Linked DNA regions of Homo sapiens: region 1 is linked to region 2. A link is a loop called in an ENCODE intact Hi-C map of the cell type or tissue named here. Cell type or tissue: MCF 10A. All regions are shown on one strand. Links, peaks and the distances in the headings refer to the core of each region. The heading gives the core; the rest is flanking DNA.

Region 1 (2,923 bases), core at 126-2,625, 74 kb before region 2:
TATAAAGATCAAATTGTGAAAGGCCATCACATAGATAACTTTTTTTTTTTTTTTGAGACAGAGTCTCGGGTCACTGCAACCTCCACCTCCCAGGTTCAAGCAGTTTTGTTGCCTCAGCCTCTCGAGTAGCTGGGATTACAGGCATGCACCATCACACCCGGCTAATTTTTTGTATTTTTAATAGATACAGGGTTTTGCCATGTTGGCTAGGCTGGTCTCAAACTCTTGGCCTGAAGTGATCTGCCCAAAGATACGCTCAGCCTCCTAAAGTGCTGGGATTACAGGTGTGAGCCACCATGCCCTGCCTCAGAGAACTTCGAATTCAGTTTGCTACTAGGGCATGAATGATGGCAGCATAATTTGAAGAAGGGAGAAGGAAGTGGGGCAAGGGAAGGAAAGAGTGGCAGGAGATAAGACTGGGAAAAGTTGAGGTTAGATGGTGAAAGGTCTTGTAAGTCTTCCTTGGTTTGGTCTTTGTAGACTCAGGATTGCCACCACAAATAACTCTAGAAGCTAGGCATGAAAGAGTGTAGACAGAAGTAGGCATAGTACAAAAAAAAAAATAAGTGCCATAAATAGAATTGTTTCTTAATTTTTATTGAACTATGGGTATAGCACTTAACATACAAAGATCATAAGAGTAACTATATTTTAAATTTAAAGTAGACATTAAAAAAAGATAGTGCATTTAAAAGTAACTTGTTACTTTTAAATTGGAGACTGGAAATTTGATACCTTCTCTTTTGCCCCTAGTTATCACTCCTAATTCTGTTATTTCAGCCTCAACTCCTTTAGATGTTAGCAATAATTAGTTTTTTATTCTGTTTCATAATAAAACCGTTTACACATGAGATTGTAGAAAATTCTGATACCCTAAAGTCATCATATTTAGTTTAAGAATTATAATTCACTAACTACTTCCTTTGTGGCTCTTTATTCATGTACCAATATTGAGAAAGGTGAATTGAATAATTAATATTAATTCATTTTAATAAACTTAAAAAATAGAGAACAGCTGCTTTGCCTATGGAGTAGCCATTCTTTTATTCTTTTCTTTTTTTTTTTTGAAATGGAGTTTCGCTCTTTTTGCCCAGGCTGGAGTGCAATGGCGCAATCTCGACTCACTGCAATCTCTGCCCCCTGGGTTCAAGCAATTCTCCTGCCTCAGCCTCCCAAGTAGCTGGGATTAAAGGCATGTGCCACCATGCCTGGCTAATTTTGTATTTTTAGTAGAGACGGCGTTTCACCATGTTGGCCAGGCTGGTCTTGAACTCCTGATCTCAGGTGATCTCCCTCCTCAGCCTCCCGAAGTGCTGGGATTACAGACGTGAACCACCGCGCCTGACCTATTTTCTTAATAAACTTACTTTCACTTAAAAAAAAAAATAGAGAACCTTTTTTGGAATTAGTCTTAAATGCTACAGATTGAAAACAAATGTAATGCAGGCCATCATTTTCTTTCCTGTTCACTCAGTTCAGTTTAGGAAGTAGGCCAGATTATTCCTTGTCAGATGAATTTTCCAAACACACTTTTGCTAGGTATTAGGAATTTTTTTTTTTTTTTTGAGACAGAGCCTCGCTCTGTTGCCCTGGGTGGAGTGCAGTAGCACAATCTTGACTCACTGCAACCTCAGCCTCCCAGGTTCAAGCAATTCTCATGACTCACCCTCCTGAGTAGGTGGGATTACAGGCACATGCCACCACGCCTGGCTAATTTTTGTGTTTTTGGTAGAGACAGGGTTTTGCCATGTTGCCGAGGCTGGTTTCGAACTTCAGGGCTCAAGTGATCCACCCGCCTTGACCTCCCAAAGTGTTGGGATTACAGGCATGAGCCACCTTGCCTGGCCGGTATGAGCAATTTGTTTTTTTTTGTTGTTTTTTTTTTTTTTTGAGACAGAGTCTCGCCCTGTCACCCAGGCTGGAGTGCAATGGCACAATCTTGGCTCATTGCAACCTCTGCCTTCCGGTTCAAGCGATTCTCTTGCCTCAGCCTCCCGAGTAGCTGGGATTACAGGCGTGCGCCACCACGCCCAGTTAATTTTTTGTATCTTTGGTAGAGATGGGGTTTCACCATGTTGGCCAGGCTGGTCTCGAACTCCTGACCTCGTGATCTGCCCGCCTTGGCCTTCCAAAGTGCTGAGATTACAGGCGTGAGCCACTGTGCCCGGCCGGTATGAGCAATTTGAATCACACATTTGGATAACCGTTGGCAAACATCCTTATAGAGAAATAAGAAATAGATGACTTTAGATGGGTTGTGATGTCAGCTTGGTGGTCAAACTGAAGCATTTTCTGTTTAGATAACAATAAGTTAATTTCTTTTAGCAGTTCAAATATTTTCTTTCTCTGTATCAACTCACCTCCTTTTAGTAGAAGACTACTATATTGTGTATCAGTCAAAGAAACCACTGACTATGATTCAAAACAAAGGAGTCTGTATTATAGATTGACTGTTGTATTGATTTTTATGGCTATAATAATGTAATTTTAGCCCAAAGAGGTTAGGCTAGGCTTTGGAGTGTGTGGAAATGAGTGTATCCACTCTCAAGGAACTCTCAGTCTAGAGGCAGCTATCATTAGACCTGGGCCATTGTGATTGTTTAATAAATATTTGTTCATTTAATGGGTGAATGAAAGGATGGGTTCTATTTATGAGTTCATTTTACATCATTACATAGTATACATATGTGTATACATACTATTTATATGAAAGTTAGAAATAAAAAATTCATAACAGCATTTATGAAAATTTTCCTGCATGTGATACATTCTGATTTTAAAAATTTTAATCAATTTCTTTAAAATTCTGTCATGGTCCATTATATTGATATCATGAGCCACTAATGGATTGTATCCATGGTTTACAAAACATTCTAATGTTTAAGAAACAGAATAATTTCTAGGATCAGTATTGATGGATTCT
Region 2 (2,923 bases), core at 214-2,713:
TTGGGTTTGTTTGGTTTTCGTTTTTGTTTTGGTGTCACATAAGTATTTCAATTTTGCACAACAATGTTATGGACTAGAAAGGGAATTTGCAATAGGTGATTCAAGTTATGGTCTTGGTAATTCCAGACAGAAGCTATTGACCTGGAAGAAGTCACTGACCCCCTGGTACTTTTTGGGAAAATAGGAATAATAACCTTCCACTCCAGAAAAATACTATAAACTCTGATGACATGAAGAATGTTTACATATTTGTCTTCCTTGGAATACACCTTATAAAGGCATAATGTTATTTCTAAAAGCTGTATTTTCAGAGGCAAAGTCTTGCACTTATGTTACCAATTAAGTCTCTGAGGATAATTTAGTTTATTACAAATACACTGGTAGAGACAAAGGCCACTAAGATTCTAGTGAAGTCACAGATGCAAATCAAAAACTGCGGATAGCAAGTTAATGGTTGGAGTGCTGGGGTGTACAGCATAAGGCTTGATGGGTAAGTTTAATTTCTACAACAAACATATTCTAACAAATATAATTTTCCTTAACCAACATAATAAGAAAATATAATTTTTTTTAAGCAACAAACAAGGATGGCAAGCACACAGGCTGCTTTACATATTTAAAGTCAGAACCTCCACAATCAGGTCAGCGGGCTTTAGAACTGTTAAATCAAATCTCTTATGATTACAGCAAAGCTCTTTTCCATTTGTAACAAACAAACTTGGAAAAAACTCAATTACAAATAGAAACTAGCTATGGATAGATATAATTTAAATTTTATGACAACTCGTTCTTCATTAAACTGCTGCCGCTCGCAGCTGCTAGATTCAGTTATAATTTCTAATTAGGGCTGAATTAAGCATGAGGGTTATAATTTTCTATTGCCAACCTATACGCCAATAATAATAATCGTTATAACAACAATGATAATACCAAAAGTAGGTAACACTTATGGAGTGCTTACAATGTGCCAAGATTTTAACTAAATATTTTATTTAATCCCCAGAACTACCCTATGAGGTGGGTACTATTGTGATATTCATTCAACAAATGAGAAAATGACAGTTTAAAGACGTTAAGGGCTGGGCATGGTGGCTCACCTGTAATTCCAGCATTTTGGAAGGCTGAGGCAGAGGATCGCCCAAGTCCAGGAATTTGAGACCAGCTTGGGCAACATAGTGAGGCTTTGTCTCTACAAAAAATTTTTAAATTAGCTGGACATGGCAGTGGCTTGTCTATAGTCCCAGCTACTCTGGAGGCTGAGGTGTGAGGATGCCTGAGCCCAGGAGTTCAAGGCTGGGGTGAGCTATGATCAAGCCACTGCACTTCAGCCTGGGTAAGAGTAAGATCCTGTCAAAAAAAAAAAAAAGGTTAAGGCCACAGAGCTAGGAAGAGGTAGATTCTTATCTGATAACTCATGCCCTTAAAGATCAAACCAAGTCAAAGGGCCAGGCATGGTAGCTCACGCCTGTAATTCCAGCACATTGAGAGGCTGAGGCAGGAGGATCGCTTCAACTCAGAAGTTCAAGATCAGTCTGGGCAACACAGTGAGACCTTATCTCTACAAAAAATATTAAAAATTAGCCCAACATGGTGATGCGTGCCTGTAGTACCGTTTACTCGGGAAGCTGAAGCAAGCGGATTGATTGAGCACAGGAGGTCGGGGCTTCAGTGAGCTGTGACGGTGCCACTGTACTCCAGCCTGGGCAACACTGGGCAACAGAGCAAGACCCTGTCTCAAAAAACAAAACAAAACAAAAAAACCCCCCAAAAAACAAAAACAAAGGGTACAAAGTTTCATTCAGATAGTATGAGTAAGTTCTGGATATCTATTCAACAGCATGGTGATTACAGTCAGTCATGATGTATTGTAGACTTGAAACTTGCTAAGACAGTAGATAAGTGTTCTCACCACACACATAAAATAACTGTGAAGTGACAGATATGTTCGATTCAATAATTTCACAATGTATACATATACCAAAATATCACATCGTATACCATTTAAAATATTAAATAAGATAATAAATAAAATTTAACCAATAAAGCAAACGAGTTAAAGCATTTGTACCTCTCATCATTCTAGAACCTGATATTCCTGAAATGCCCTCTTAACAGAATTTAATATGATGGTGTTTTTAATGGAGCATACTGCCTACTTTATGTGGGGTCATCACATGTTTCTTTCCACAAAATACTACTTTCTGATCTCTTTCTCATCATCATACTGCCTTCCTTTATCTCTCCTTTATCACTTTTATCTATTATTTATTCCCTTAGCCAATCCCCATTTTCCCAACTTTTATCCCATTTTCCTTGTCCATGCAATTAGCTTGTCAGGAGCACGCAGCATACCCCAAAACTCCAGAAAGCTGATTCTCAGGGCTCCAGAGTGTGGTAGTCCTTGAGCCAGAAATGAGAGACCAGGAACAGAGGCTGGGAAAACAGAACTGTCTTCCCTCCTGCTTATTTTGTTTTGAAAATTGCTTCTAGCTCCCATTTATCTTTGTGTAATTATCAAAATAAGAATAACACCTACTTCATATAAAATTAATGGGCTCTGTGTAAATTTATTTGCATTTAGGGGTAGAATATTCTGAAAAAAATAGAAATTGAGATCAAATGGTCATTTATTTTGGCTCTTACCTTTTAGGAGGTAAGTGGTTATGATCTCATTTAAGCTTAATTACTTCCTTAGAGGCCCATCTCCAAATATAGACACATTGAAGGTGTTAGGGCTTCTGGGTATGAATTTTGGAGGGATACATTCAGTTCATAACACACAACTTAATTTTTTTAAAGACTGAAAGTAAAATGATGGAAAAAGCTAAAATATGCTAAATATAAATCCAAAAAAACCTAGTGTTATGGACTGAATTTGTCCATGCAAAATTCATACGTTGAAATCCTAGCCCCCAATGTGATG

The links. Hi-C counts contacts between places; a loop is a spot of excess contacts. Peaks named below come from ENCODE experiments on the same cell type or tissue, not always from the same donor. Only the 100,000 strongest peaks of a DNase experiment are listed, where the experiment ranks them.
Region 1: it touches region 2 in a loop (15-fold over the local background); 1 of 110 quality-filtered maps calls a loop at or near these places.

Annotation. Positions count from the first base shown.
Region 1 is chr21:28,987,109-28,990,031 of GRCh38, reverse strand. All of the region lies in intron 1 of LTN1 (listerin E3 ubiquitin protein ligase 1), which reads left to right. Among named protein-coding and RNA genes, the nearest start is that of LTN1, 4.3 kb to the left of the region's middle. In MCF 10A, for the core only: no CTCF peak of the experiment used is centred there; a DNase peak (open chromatin) is centred at 1,631.
Region 2 is chr21:28,913,377-28,916,299 of GRCh38, reverse strand. No RefSeq gene overlaps it. Among named protein-coding and RNA genes, the nearest start is that of HEMK2, 29 kb to the right of the region's middle. In MCF 10A, for the core only: no CTCF peak of the experiment used is centred there; no DNase peak of the experiment used is centred there.